2 separate regions of the Mus musculus genome follow, and region 2 is linked to region 1. The links are chromatin contacts, found by POLR2A ChIA-PET in ENCODE. All regions are on one chromosome and are shown on one strand. The core of a region is the stretch at or near the end of the contact, and the rest is flanking DNA. Distances in the headings are between cores, read along the strand shown. Region 1 holds the start of Prdm2 (PR domain containing 2, with ZNF domain). Region 2 holds the start of Pdpn (podoplanin).

What was found. ChIA-PET counts read pairs that join two places held with the same protein, here RNA polymerase II (POLR2A).
Region 2: POLR2A ChIA-PET joins it to region 1 with 32 read pairs in Patski. The contact joins the promoter of Pdpn here to the promoter of Prdm2 in region 1. POLR2A ChIA-PET finds 5 or more read pairs at or near these places in 3 of 5 experiments (Patski and embryonic stem cell).

The regions. Positions count from the first base shown.
Region 1 is chr4:143,209,478-143,216,434 of GRCm38, reverse strand. Prdm2 (PR domain containing 2, with ZNF domain) reads left to right here and starts at 3,726. Exons shown (of 10, transcript NM_001081355.3): 1 at 3,726-3,820.
Region 2 is chr4:143,297,141-143,304,281 of GRCm38, reverse strand. Pdpn (podoplanin) reads left to right here and starts at 4,718. Exons shown (of 6, transcript NM_010329.3): 1 at 4,718-5,093. The coding sequence starts at 5,027.

The DNA.
Region 1 (6,957 bases), core at 2,477-4,976:
TCCTGTTTTGGCCTCCCATATAGCTATGCTTGTAGTCATCAGTTCTAGCACTCTTTATGCACAGACAAACAGACAGACAGACACACACACACTTCTCTTACCTACTCCAAGTCTTGAATATCTTAGAGGAAGCATGGTGATCTCGAACATGACAGTTGATAATTGTGATTGAACGGGCCATCAAGACAATATTTACCTTAGAAATTATGCTTGAGAATGTGTATGTGTGCAGGCAACACACACACACACACACACACACACACACACACACACACACACACACAGTTGCCTACAATGGCTACTGGTCTGGTCTAGCTTTTAAGTGTGTGTGTGTGTGTGTGTGTGTGTGTGTGTGTGTGTCTATGCATGTATGTGCTCCAAGGATGAATGAGGTGGGTGCTTTCTATGGAACTGAACTGTCCAAGTTAAAAACCTGGTTTCATTTCTTTTTTTTTAAATTTTAATAAGATTTATTGTTATATGTAAGTACACTGTACTGTCTTCAGACACATCAGAAGAGGGTGTCAAATCTCTCTTATTTTAATCCCTCCTCCCTCTTTTTTTTTAAATCCCTTCCCGTGTCAGATCTCTTTATGGATGGTTGTGAGCCACCATGTGGTTGCTGGGATTTGAACTCAGGACTTTCGGAAGAGCAGTCAGTACTCTTATCCGCTGAGCCATATTTCCAGCCCCTGGCTTCATTTCTTTAACTGGGCAATGTCTTCATCCACATTGGCCTTAGTTCTCACAGCTGTACATGCGCTCACCACACACAGCTGTGATGAATGGGACATAATCCATGTACAATGTCTATAACAGAACCTAGCAGGGAATAAGTATTGTCATTCAGGGAGTCTTAAGTCCACTTACATTGTCACTGATACTGTAGTTTAAAGTCTTTGGTACTAGCTATAAAGTGTTTAATCTTTTTTTTTTTTTTTTTTCGAGGCAGGGTTTCTCTGTGAGGCCCTGGCTGTCCTGGAACTCACTTTGTAGACCTGGCTGGCCTCGAACTCAGAAAACCACCTGCCTCTGCCTCCCAAGTGCTGGGATTAAAAGCATGTGCCACCACCGCCCAGCTAAGTTTTTAATCTTTTAAGGGGCAATTCTATAGAAATTGCTGTGGTTTTGATTACAATCACATTTTTTTTTAAAAAAAAATACAATGTCTGGGCTATACATAACTGCTTATCTCTATCTGTTTTGAGAGTCAGGGAGATGCCATTTTCCCCCCGTAAGTATTATCTATTTAGTGCTTAGACATTGCTCTGGGTTTTGAGTGTAGCATGTGCCATTTTAACACATAATATGTGCATAAGTGACCAGGGCTGAGCCAGGTGACTTGTGCAACATGGAGTTTCATTCACGTTGCAGACTTTGATAGTGAGTGTGTTGTATACGTCCGTCTCCTAATAAACAGACCACAATTTCTGATTAAAGCATCTCTATTCCCATCATCCTTCATTAGCAAGGCATTTCATCATTTCAAAGAAGGAAAACAGTAGTATTTAGTACACCGCACAGCTAATCATCACTAATGAAATTTCACTGTAATCTCCATAGCCTTTGTCTTTTTTAATTGAACAGATGAACTATAAAGTGTGTCGTTCAGTCTGGGAAGTATCACAGTTTAGAGAATTGAAACATGTTCAAACAAAATACACAGATTAAAAGTATACAGTGGTTGGTTAGAGGTGGTATTTAGAAGGACCGAAGATTTACTCAGTGTGGTAGGCTAAATAATCGTTACTAAGCATCTGACCTCAACTCAATCCCTTGAATTCTCAAGCATTACCTCTTGCAGAACTTCTGTTGCTATGACTCAGCAATGAAGAGATTAACTGTGGTTTAGCTGGGTATCCTCAGTGCAACTGTATAGATTATGAAAGAACAGAGGGAAATTTCACTACCTACAGAGGAGAAAGTGATGTAAAGATGAAGAGAGTGTGATGATGTTGGCCTTGAAGAGTTGAGTGGCATAGTGACAAGCCAAGGAATGTTGGCAGTCACCAGAAGCTGGAAGAAGGAAACAGTCTCCCCTAGAGACCTCAGAGGAAGTGTGGTCCTACTGACACCTTAGCTTGAGTCTACTGATACTGATTTGGACTCTAGCCTCTACATTTGCAGGAGATTAAATTTCTGTTGTTTTAAGACATCAAATCTGAAACCGTTGCCCCAGGGGAAAAAGGCATTGTCATATCAGATTAAAGACAGGAAGAACAGCCACTGCCTTCTTGGCATGGTGTTCTCTGGTTTTACCATGTCATGTTTTGATTTGACAAAAATCAAAATCCCCTATATTTCCTTTTGCATTCTATTGGATGCCAGGGGGTAAGTAGATTTTCTTTTAAAATGATGGCTATGGCAGTTTGGTGGTAGATGAGGTGGTGGTCTCCCTTTTGCTCCCACGCTACCTCAGATGATTTTTGATGCATATACTTAGTAAGGTGTTAATCAAATAAAGAGTGCAAATTCCAGTGGCAGCCTGTACCATAATAGTGTATATTCTAGTGACAAGTTTGCATGTCTCTCTTAGGTTTGTAAACTCTTGACTAGTGAGAGACATAAGCAAACATTTGAGGTTTTATTTCCTCTCTCCACGGGCTCTGTGGTGATCCAGACCTTGACAACACTTGACATTGTCCTCACCTGTCAACAGTACTGATGAGATAATCACCATGTCACCAATCCTTTACAGAGTATACCACAATCCACGTTGATTGACGTACTTTCTAAACAACAGGTACATTTGATGAGCTTGTCTGGTCTTTCCAAAGTTTTGGAGGCACATTTGAACATAATACATTATCTATTTTTCAGATCCTTTTCTCAGAGGACTAATACGGCCCACTACACTTAGATTTTTTTTTTTTTTCCTTTCTTCTCAGAGGATAGCTTTATCTTGAAGTACTCATGGCTCTGGGTACCATCTAGATGTGACAAGTAACTTTCATCTCTCTACAACTTCAGATTGATTGGCAACTATGTTCCCGTCAAACCTCTTTTCTGGGATGTCAGAAGTGGTCTCCAGTTCAATCCAATCCATCTCCAGCTCACTTGTTTGTAAATAGTGGTGCAGTTCCCAAGGGCAAGATGAAGGCCATGCTGGGTACCACAGAGCCTTGGCACTGACCTAGGCCCATAGCTGGCAGTTAGCAAATGCCTCCTGGTAAGGGATGAATACAGCCGCTCAGTTGCATCTGCTTTGCTGAAGTTTCGGGTTTGTGTGTGTGTGGCTATATTGGTCCTTTGCACACCATTTAAACGGTCTATTTGCCTGGCAGTGGTCTAGTGAGTGGCCTTCAGAGTGGATTCTGCTCTTGTTTTTCTTGAAACAAGGTCTAAGGGTGTGGTCCTGCCTTCCTGGAATTCACTATGTAGCTCTGGCTGCTTCTGCCTCGAGTTTGGGGATTAAAGTGTGCGCCACCACGCCAGTCAGTCGCGGTCGTCTGAAGTAGGGTGGCTTCTCTGACCAACTCTTGAGTTTCTCAGCCCTAACTCTATAGTGGTCAGGCTGGCCCGGCCATGGCGACGCGGGCTTCCCTTCGAGGTAATAACGCTCTGGGGCGAGCGGCGAGTCCGTGATTGACAGAGAGGGCGACACAGTCCGCCGGGGTCACGCCTGACCGTCGTGTTGAGCTCCTCGGGGTCGCAGGCCACGAGCTACGCGCGGGGTCGGGGTCGGGGTCGGGGGTTGTGGGCGCCGTGCCGACGTCACTTCCGGCCGGAGCCAAGATGGCGGCGGCGCGGCCGCGGGCGCCAGAGCGACGGCGGCGGCTGCGGCTCTGGGCTCGCTGAAGCGTTGGCACGTCGCGCTCTGGTGAGGAGCGGCGGAGCCGGGGAGGGCGGGCGGGCCTCGGGGGAATGTCCCTTGGTGTCAGTGAGGAGTGTGGCCACCGCGGCGGGGGCGACCGGGCCGGGCGCTAAGGGGATTGCGGGGCGGGCTGACGCGCCCCCTTCGAGCTTCCTCCGAACGGCCGGGAACCGGTGGCTGGCGCTGGCGCCGACGCGAGGCGGCGCGAAGGCTCCCGCTCCGCGGCTCTTAAGTCCCCGCGGCCAAGTTTCGGGTCCGTTTGGTGACGGCGCGGCGGACTCGGGGTGCGCGGCTGCGGGGTCGGCGGGGAGCGCACGTGGGCCCCGGGCGGTCCCCATCCGCAGGGCTGCGCTGATCTCTGCTCTTTTGTGTCCCGGGTTGAATGTGCGAGCGCATCTGCAATCCTCGAGTTGGTTCTGTGCCTCGAGCCTTTGTGTTTTTCACCCCCGTATAGTTTCCGTGTGCTATAAACCTGCCAGTGGGCTCCTCGAGTGTCCCCCATCGACCCACTGGTGCATACGTGCATGTGTCACAGGTGTGCGCTAGCATACATAGGACTGGTTTGCGTTCGTCAAAAGATCCATCTACTATGTCTCCGAGGGTGACGAGCGAGACACGAAATAGACCTTAACAGGTCAGTGTTCTTCCACGATCCACGCGTGAAGCACCGGCCAATGGCCTAGCACTTACCGTTAGGTCGGGCCTCGAGCTGGGGAAACAATCCCACAGATCGCCGGGAAGCCCCGTTGCCTCTTACTACCCAGCTGGAATTTACACCTAGAGAAATGGGGTTTCCCTTCACCCCCCGCATTTCATGTATTGAGGATTTGGGTGTATTTGACACGTGAACTGCCTTTTGCCAAGTTCCAGTGCCTTGCCCTTAGGACCCTTTAATGAAACACGGGAATGTTTGTTTCTAGTACACAGTGTCCCCAGAACATGACTAAAATTGTATCTCAAAGTTTTTTTGTTTACTTCGAGGTTATTCTTTAAAGTAATATATACAGCAAAGACAACCTCCCAATGGTTTTTTGTTTGTTTTTTGGTTTTTGTTTTTCTTTTACCTACAATAGCACAGACTACAGTTGGATCATTCTGCCCACGATGATATTGGAAAAGAGGTTTTAGGATATTAAGAGGAGGAACTGAGAGACATTATTCTGTTGTTTTCCTGTTCTATAGAGTTCTGTTTTTGAGATTGCACGCAGCTGCCACCCTCCAAGCTCTCTTTCACACACTTTATTTGATGAAATTTCTTTTTCATGAGCAATCTCGCCATAGCTTTGAAAACCTTCAGAGATCATTTAATAAGCCCCCTTTATTCCAAGCCATGGGAAGAGAGCTGTAAATCCATTGTTGGAAGCAACACTCAGCTGCATTTGGTGTTATTTCAGGGCTCGACCCTTCCCTGCCCCCCCCCCCCAAAAAAAAGCCGTCGATGCATTTACAAAGTTATTAGAACCAGGGACATAATGAGAATGCTCAATGAATGTTCGCTGTTTGTTGATGGAAGACTTGGCTTCGTTGAGGTTTGAGGTGGTTTGTTTTACATTTTCTATGCAGTGCTCGGGATAAGAAGGTGTAACTTTGTAATAATGTATTAGCTCTGTAAGCACAAAACAGCAAAACAGTCGCACTGGAAGACAGTTGGAAAACAGAGGCGCACAAAGAAGGAATAGAAACCGCCTGTAAACTTCCGCCTCCTCAGATAGCCATTGTTAACATTGTAGCAGATTGTCACTAGTCAGTCCCTCATGGTGTGCCTGCTTGTATTTCTTTATTCACATACATTCATTTATAGAAGCATGCACTTCTGTATAATAGTCTATAGAGAATTGATATGTTGTGTATATCGATGAGGCTTGTCTTTCATTATGCTGTTGTGTGTTTCTATGTCTTTAACTGTTCTTCAATTTGATGTTTAATGGCTGATATGTGGATGGGCCATCATTCATTAACCAATCCCACATTGATTTTCAAGGCTTCTAAAGTCTGACATTTCTTTTCATTAATTTTCGGAAGTTTTTTCTCTGTGATGAATTTAAAAATTCTGCAACTATTTAAGATGTGAAAACTGGAAAATCTGCTTTGGTAGTGTCTGATGATACATCTTTTTTTGTTTGTTTGTTTGTTTCAGCTACCTAAGAAGTAACCTCCCTGATTTCTCTGTGGTGTCTGTAGCTCACACATATCTGCACACAGTTCCTTTTGATGATTATTTTATACTGGCTATTTATTTATTAATGGGATTTTTTTTTCTTTTTTCAGAATGCTGATATCTTTTCAACTTTAGATCTGACTTAGACACCTTTCAGGGGTGTGTTAAATCACAGTCTCCAGGGTGGAGAGCACTGTGGAGTATTTGCTATTTTCATGTCTTCTGACTAGTTTCGTGTTAGTTTTAATATATGTAAAGGGGAAAAACCCAACAGCAAATATGCAGCTTTCACTAGCAAACTCCATAGTGGAAGTGTATGTGGGCCTTGAGGGGATACGTCAGACCTGCATGCAGAGAGCATCTGCAGGGAATGCTGCATGTCAGACCTGCATGCAGAGAGCATCTGCAGGGAATGCTGCATGTCAGACCTGCATGCAGAGAGCACCTGCAGAGAATCTTCAGGGAATGCTAGATGCAACCGGGACATCACCAGCTGAGCACCTGCTGAGCACTTCTGCTCCTGCTGACATGCATTTAGGGCTTCATAGTTTGATTGCTGCCTATTAGCAGTCACAGTGCTTGGGATTGGGCCTGGTGTCATGTCCTAGTGCTTGCCTTTTGCAGTTAGAAATTTTTAGTTAGAGCTATAAAAAAATGATTTTCTTAGAGCAGGTCAGGGGAAACTGGAGTCTGTTGGTAGGGATAGCATGGTGAGTTAACAATGTTCCTCGGCCACTCTACTGCTGATGTGTGGGCTGGATTAGTTTTCTTGGGGATGTCACTCTTGTCCATGGTGGAATGCTTAAGCAGCTCCCCTCATCCACCCACAAGTGGCAGTGGTCCCTCCTTTAGTTATGACAAGCTGTGAAGTCACCAGACATTGCCATGGAGGGACAAAATGGAATGATTCTAAACTAGCTCATTAAATGAAACTTCCTTTGTTGGATGGTTGAATCACAGAAGCAGCTGTGGTGTCTCCAAGAAC
Region 2 (7,141 bases), core at 3,469-5,968, 87 kb before region 1:
ATCAAGCCCAGGGAAGTCGCCATGGGGAAAGGGGGGTCAGGGAGGGAGGGAGAGAGAAAGAGAGAAAGGTATATATGCAGAGTGAAGAGGAGGAGGAAGAAGAGGAGGAGGAGAGGAAGAGAGAGGGAGAAAGAGGGGAGGAAAGAGAAGGTAAGGGAAAAGGGAAGGAGGAAGAGGAGAGGGGAGGAAATGAAGAGAGAAGGAGGGTGAGGGAAGGAAAGGAAAAGAGGAGAGAGGGAAGGGGAGGGGAAAGGGAAGGAGGAGAGGAGGGGGAAGGGAAGGAGAGGAGGGGGAAGGGAAAGAGGAGAGGAGGGGGAAGGGGAGGGGGAAGGAAAGGAAGAGAGAAGGAGAGAGAGAAGTGGAAGGGGAAGGAAAGGAGGAGGGGGAAGGGGAGAAGAAGAGGAGAGGAGAGGAGAGGAGAGGAGAGGAGAGGAGAGGAGAGGAGAGGAGAGGGGAGGGGAGGGGAGGGGAGGAGAGGGGAGGGGAGGGGAGGAGAGGGGAGGAGAGGAGTCTGGATTATATAAAGATATAAGGAAGAGCGTCTGGGAGAAGGGCAGCCCACTCCCTGGGCTGGAAAGTTCAGAGTTGGGGGTAGGGTCTGCCAGGTAGGGCCTGAGGGATGCTGAGGGAACCTGGAGGCCAGGTTTGCTTTGTTATGTAAAATATACACCTCTGCCCTTGGGAGGGGTGGGCTCAGGCACTAAACTGTAATATCTCTGGAACCCACCTCCAACCAGTGGTGCTTATTCAACTATGTGATGGAAAACAAGTACCTAGCTTTTCAAAAATTCCTTTGGGAGTCTGAAAGTGAAATTGTTGCTCTGCCCCACTGGAATCTTGAGATGACTTTGACAGCAGGAGGGACAATTGGCACCTCACAGGAGCAGTGAGCACTCTGCCACTTAGGCGACACCAGTGGGTGAGAATTCAAGCCAGGTTCCCACTCATAGAAGAAGAGCAGAAGTGACTTCCTGGCTGAGGTCCCAGCATAGAGTCCCATGAGTGCAACCAGGAGTAAATCCAGTTTCCCAGGAGTGGGGCAGATTCAGGGAACCTTCATAAACCAGGATCAGGTAAAGGTTGGCCAAGAATGACCTGATACTTTTTTTTTTTTTTTTTTTTTGGTTTTTTGAGACAGGGTTTCTCTGTGTAGCCCTGGCTATCCTGGAACTCACTTTGTAGACCAGGCTAGCCTCGAACTCAGAAATCCGCCTGCCTCTGCCTTCCGAGTGCTGGGATTAAAGGCATGCACCACCACACCTGGTCCTATGACCTGATACTTAACTTAGTTCTTGTATAGCGAGTGATCCATGCCTTAGGTCAAAGAAACTGGTTCCCTTAGAGCCCTTTTCAAGAAACTTCTGCCCTAGACACTGGGGATGACTGCGTTTCCTGGTGGGTACAAACAGTACCAGAGAAGGAACGAGACTGAGAACTCCTTAGGGCCTGGTAGCAACAGCCACCAGCGGGAGGGAGCGTGGTGGTAGCCACACTCCTAAGGTATGCAGAGTTCTCTGGACTGAGAGTGACACTTGTTTTAAGAACGCAGATTCCTGAGGGGCCCAAGGTTCTCTCCAAGGTGTTCTGAGTTCCCAGCCTCATCTAATTCCTGCTCAACTTGAGCCCTAAGAAACAACATATTCAGGGGCCACACGGGTGCTTCATACCCTTGGAGAGTCAGTTGAAGGAGTTTCAGTCCCAGAACACTGTGTCTCCCCAGGGAGCCTGCAGAAGTGCAGCCCACCGCTCTCCAGAGTTGGCAGAGGCCTCAAAGAATGCAGCTAGTGCTAGAGACCCTAACACCAACTTCCAGCATCGCCTAGAACAAAGGGTCCCCCGCTGTTTGTATCATCTCTGCTCCTCCTCAGGATTAGCAATAGGCTCCAGCCTTGATCTGTCACTGAGAGACAGGTGTTTTCCTTCCCGTAGGACTCGGGATGTGTTTTAAGGTATGTTCCAAAGTGCGGGACCCCAGCTCTCCTCTTTTAAAGAATGAGAACTTTGGAGTGACCCGAGTGACCTGTGTGTTAGCCAGCCCTATAGCCCTCCAGGTGAATCAGTGCTAAACCATTTTCCTTGAATAGTAGATCTTAGATCAAAGGTCCATTGGTCAGATGGGCGCCTCAAGGTAACACCTGCAAATAGTGTTATCTCCTGGCGCCAGCCTTTCTACCTCTGTCTCATTGTTATGCAGTCTTCACACAAGCTGTGTCACTGGGGGAAGGGCAGTTAGGCACCAGGTCCTTGGGGGTGGGGGGCAAGATATCTTCAATTTGCCATTTGCATTGCTGTGGAAGGTAGACCCATCCCCCACCCCTGTCCTTGACTGATCCTTCTTGGGGCCAGCAATCACCTGGTTATTTAGCAGGAAAACATGTAGAAGCATTGCAGACTCGCCCAGACCTAAGTCCTCTCCCTAATACTCTTCTTGTCCCCTGGCCCCCAACAGGATTCTTCGGCAACATTTCTGCGTCTGCCCCACCTCCACCATCCTTTACAAGTAGGTGAGGGACCAGCCTTCTATAACCTAGACACATCCCTATGGCAACCTAGACACATCCCTATGGCATAGGGAGAGAAGAGCAGGGTGGATTTTATTATTTATTTACCTAATGTACATAAGTGTCCCTGTCTTCAGACACAGCAGAAGAGGGCATTGGATTCCATTACAGATGGTTGTGAGCCACCATGTGGTTGCTGGGGATGGAACTCTGGACCTCTGGAAGAGCAGTCAGTGCTCTTAAGCACTGAGCCATCTCTCCAGCCCCAGAACAGGATGGATTTATTTCCTGGACTCTTAATCTACTCCCAAATGCCCTTCAGTATAAGCTGTTTTATTACCTCTGTTATTTGTCTAAGGGGTCACACAGGAAATGGACACCCTCACCCTCACCCCCCAGTCTACAATACAAAATACTCACACCGAAGAAATAATGTTGTAAGACCAGTTCGGGAGCCATTTCTTCCAGGTCTCTCTCTTCCCCGCTTCTGGAATCCACTTCATTCCTATCTTGTAGCCCCAGGATAAGCTACCGGCCCTTGAGTAATCTCTAGACATGTCCAACCTCTTGCCTGCCAAGGTAGACCTGCTGCTGAGTGGGCAGGCTGGCTCACTCTCACCCTGGTGAGACACAGAGGCTCAGCTAACGGACACAGCTTACCAACCATTCCTGTGATCAAGCTTTCCATGGACACTGGGTTTAGCTAGCATTTCCCCAAAAGGTCTTATCAGTTAGCTTGTGGGACCAAAGCTGGGAATATGAGCTTTTAAAACAGTGTTGTCTCAGGATAAAAAGACCTGCCTGGCAAGCTAGCAACCCGAGTTTGGTCTTTAGTACCCATGTGAATGAATGTAGGAGCGAGCTGGCTCCACAAAGCTACCCTCTGATATCACACACATACCATATCATGGGTGCCCACACCTTTGCACACATGCATGCATGCGTGAGTGCATGCGCACACACAATAAATAATTTTTAAAAATCAGTCTACTTTTGAAATTCTTGAGATGAAGTCTGTTTGAAACTGAGGTCAAAGATAAAAGGATGAAAACAGCTCATTGTCACCTTCATTGGGACACGTAGGGACCGTTCATTGTTAAGTTCTCTGTAACTTATTTTTACCGTGTGCATGCGCGAGTGTGTGTGTGTATGTGTGTGTGTGTGTGTGTGTGTGTGTGTGTGTGTGCTCGCTGTCTGGTCAGAGGGCAACATACAGGAATCAATCGGGACTCTCCTTTCACCATTGTGGGTTCAGAGCCTAAAACTTAAGTCACTCGGCTTGGTGGCCGAGCCACCTCTGGGGGGCCCATCCTCAGATGCTTTTGTTGAAAGGAATTTATGGCATCTGGGAGTGAAGCCAAGACCACCCCCGACCCTGTTCTTAGATTCCAACAGGTTAGAAGGGAATAATGAACATTTCTCTTGCCGATACCCACTCCCTGAGAGCAAGGAAGGATTGTTTAAATCAAGAGACAGGGGATTACCAGTTAAACCCTAGGATTAATAGATGAGCTGAACTCTTATTAGTTCCAGGTGAGTGGCCGATAGTCAGATGACACAGCTGCTCCTGGTATCCAGGTGAAGCCACAAAGTCCCGGTATCAGGGGGTGGTGGTACGTGCTCTGCCTTCTGTATAACTCACTAGGGCCAAGCACCCTTCAAGGTCAAGCACCCCACCCAGACAAGTACCTCACCGGGCCAAGTACTGCACTGAAGGCTAGTTGTGGGAGGACAGACGCGTCCTTCCGTCCGTCCGTCCATCCATCCATCCATCCATCCATCCATCCATCCATCCATCCATCCATCCATCCATCCACGTGCCTTGCATGAAGGTTCAATAAACAAGAGCCGCCTCAGACTCACCCAAACAACGGCCGTTTTCCCCAAACCATCTGAAGAAAAAAATCCAGTGCATCGGTCTAAAAACCATAAAACCAGCCGCATACGCCACTGTGTGCGTCTCTCTTCTGCCCACTATCAAGGAAACCTAAGTTGTGGGCTTTGCCCTCCAAAACATAATAGTAAATATAGTAGAAAAATAAATAAAAATTGTAAATCAGAACTGTTTACTGCACGTGGCCCCCTTTTCTCCTGTAGTGGAACAAAGTCAAAAGCTTTTTTTTTTTTTCCCCTCTGGGCTGGGCCCCAGTGGCTGAGGCCCTGTAACTTTAAACCTGGCCTGAGGTCATCTTGTGATGCTGGCCAAACAGAGTTCGGGGGCGGTCCTAGATCTCCGGGACCACCTGACGCCCACCCGCTCCCGCCCCGGGACCGGAGACATAAATGCCGACTGTGCCGAGAGGTTGCCAGCTGCCAAGTTTGCTGTGCTTGCTGCCTCTGCGAGTCCAGAAAGCCCGGGCACTCTCTGGCGCTGAGACTTTTGCTCAGCGCCTTCCAACCTCCTCCCGAGCTCTTCCCGGCTGGGCCTGTGGCTTCGAAGTTTTTTGTTTTGTTTTGTTTTGTTTTTCATCTTTTCACAACCCACAAAAAAACCCACTAGCTGCTGAGGCTCCAACGAGATCAAGATGTGGACCGTGCCAGTGTTGTTCTGGGTTTTGGGGAGCGTTTGGTTCTGGGACTCTGCGCAGGGAGGTAAGCGCCATGCATGATTGGCAACCAGCACTTGTTGGTGGGGATGGAGGGAGGCGGGGGATGCTTGGGCCTGGGATCTGCGAGTGCGGGGGGAGGGAGGGAGAGCGGTGGGGTAGCTTAGATGGGGCTAAGTCTCCTGTAACAGCCAAGTGGGTGTGGCGGTAGGGGGTCCACCCACAGGTGGTAGGGGTACAGAATGGCCCTAACAACCCCCACCGCCCCGGGGGCTAGTGTTACGGGATGGGAAGGTGACCAAGGGCGACTGGACTGGCCCAAAAAAGCAGTGTGTTAGAGGAATGATTAATGTCTCTGAAAAAGAGGAACAGATAGGAGGACGTAGGTTGGAACTCTGGGTCACACCCCTGGCTGGGGATAGACCTGAAGAGGCTTCGCTAATTAGGATGGTAGCTGGAAGGGACGGTGGAACAGCTTGACCCGCAAGCTGCTATCTTTCTAGCATTCTTGTCTCTGCCTCTTTCTTTCCTCCCCTCCCCACACCCCTACACTGGAAATGGATGGAACCCAGGGCGCCACGGACCTGTACCTCCTAACCTGGAGGGCTGCCGTGAGCGTTGAAGCGCAAGTGTGTTTGAGGCCATGTATTGAACTTGGCCAAGGACTCAGTGGCTGAATTAGTGTTAATTAAAGACGAATGGAGCCTGAGAATGTAGCTCAGTTGGCAGAGTCCATGTTTGGCATGTGAGACACTCTCATGCTCCATCCCCAGCAAGATGCAAAAGCCAGGATGGTGATGCTCAACTGTGTCAGCACTGGGAAATGGAGGCAGGAGGATGAGAGGGTTCAGGGTTATCTTGGGGTATAAGGAGTTTGAAACCAGACTGGGCTTTAAGACCCTGACTAGAAAGAAACAGATTGATGGGACCACCATCACGTCCTCCTCTTCTGAATTACTGTCTTCTGTCTGGGTGATCTATGGCTGGGGTCTAGGACAGTCTCCTGTTATTTTGTTTCTTGCTTTGATGTTTTAAGTTGTATCTATATTCCTGGTGGAATCTAAGCTCTAATCTTGATCCCAGAGCCAAGAAGTCATGGGACAGTCTCAGTTGCTCACTAAATGAAGGCTAGTGGTCATCAGAGATGTAGGACTGTCTTTCCTGGTGAAGGAGTGGTTTGTGTGAGATGGGTGGGCCTAGCCTAGGCTTCTATAATTCTCCACAGACAACACCTAGTGTTAGGGAAATTATATAGAGTGCATGGGCGAGGTTGTCCACTTGCTTCAAAGAGACGAAGCTATTCTTTATGGTGTTCAGGGGTATTCCTGGCAGTCCTATCTTTGAAACTTCTTACGCTAGGATATATATATATATATATATATATATATATATATATATACAGTTCTGTATTTCGGTTCCATTTCCGTCATGGCGAGACAGTGCGTGTTAAGAACATGGCTTTTCACTCACCAGCGCAAAGTGAGGGGAAGCACCCACCCCAAACCACATCCTAGGAAAGTCGGAGGCTGGCATCCTCCAAAGGCAAGGGTAGGCTGCAACTGTCTCAAGCCAGCTCCCAAAATGCTCCTAAAATGTAGCTGGTATTTGGTCTTGTCTAGAAAAAGTCATCACTCAGTTAGAGTAGAAACTGTACAGCTGAAGAAAAAGCCTTGGTACAGGGGTGTTCAGAGAGGTGGCCATGCGGCCAGTTGTATCCAGGCTGCTCTGCAGCAAGATTGAGCCTGCAGGGTTTTTGTTTGAGAATAATGAATATGGATGAGTTAACTCCATTGAGTTAAGCTATTACTGGGGAGCCAGATCAGGCAGGGGTGATTGTGGTGTGCTAATTCTATTAGAGTCATATGCCATACTGATTTAGGGTTATAACCCAACCCCCTCTGCAATCCCCAAGGTGTTCGTGGATTCTAACGAGGCCTGTTGTCCTCACATCTGGCAGCCTCCCCCACTGCCAGGCCCCACCCTCACTCTGAACTGACATCCAAAGCCGGTACCCCAGGACTCGCCCGTTAGCAGTGGCTTTTTATAAGATTCTCGGCAAGCTGCTGCTTGCCGCTAACCCATGTGTGCTCTTCC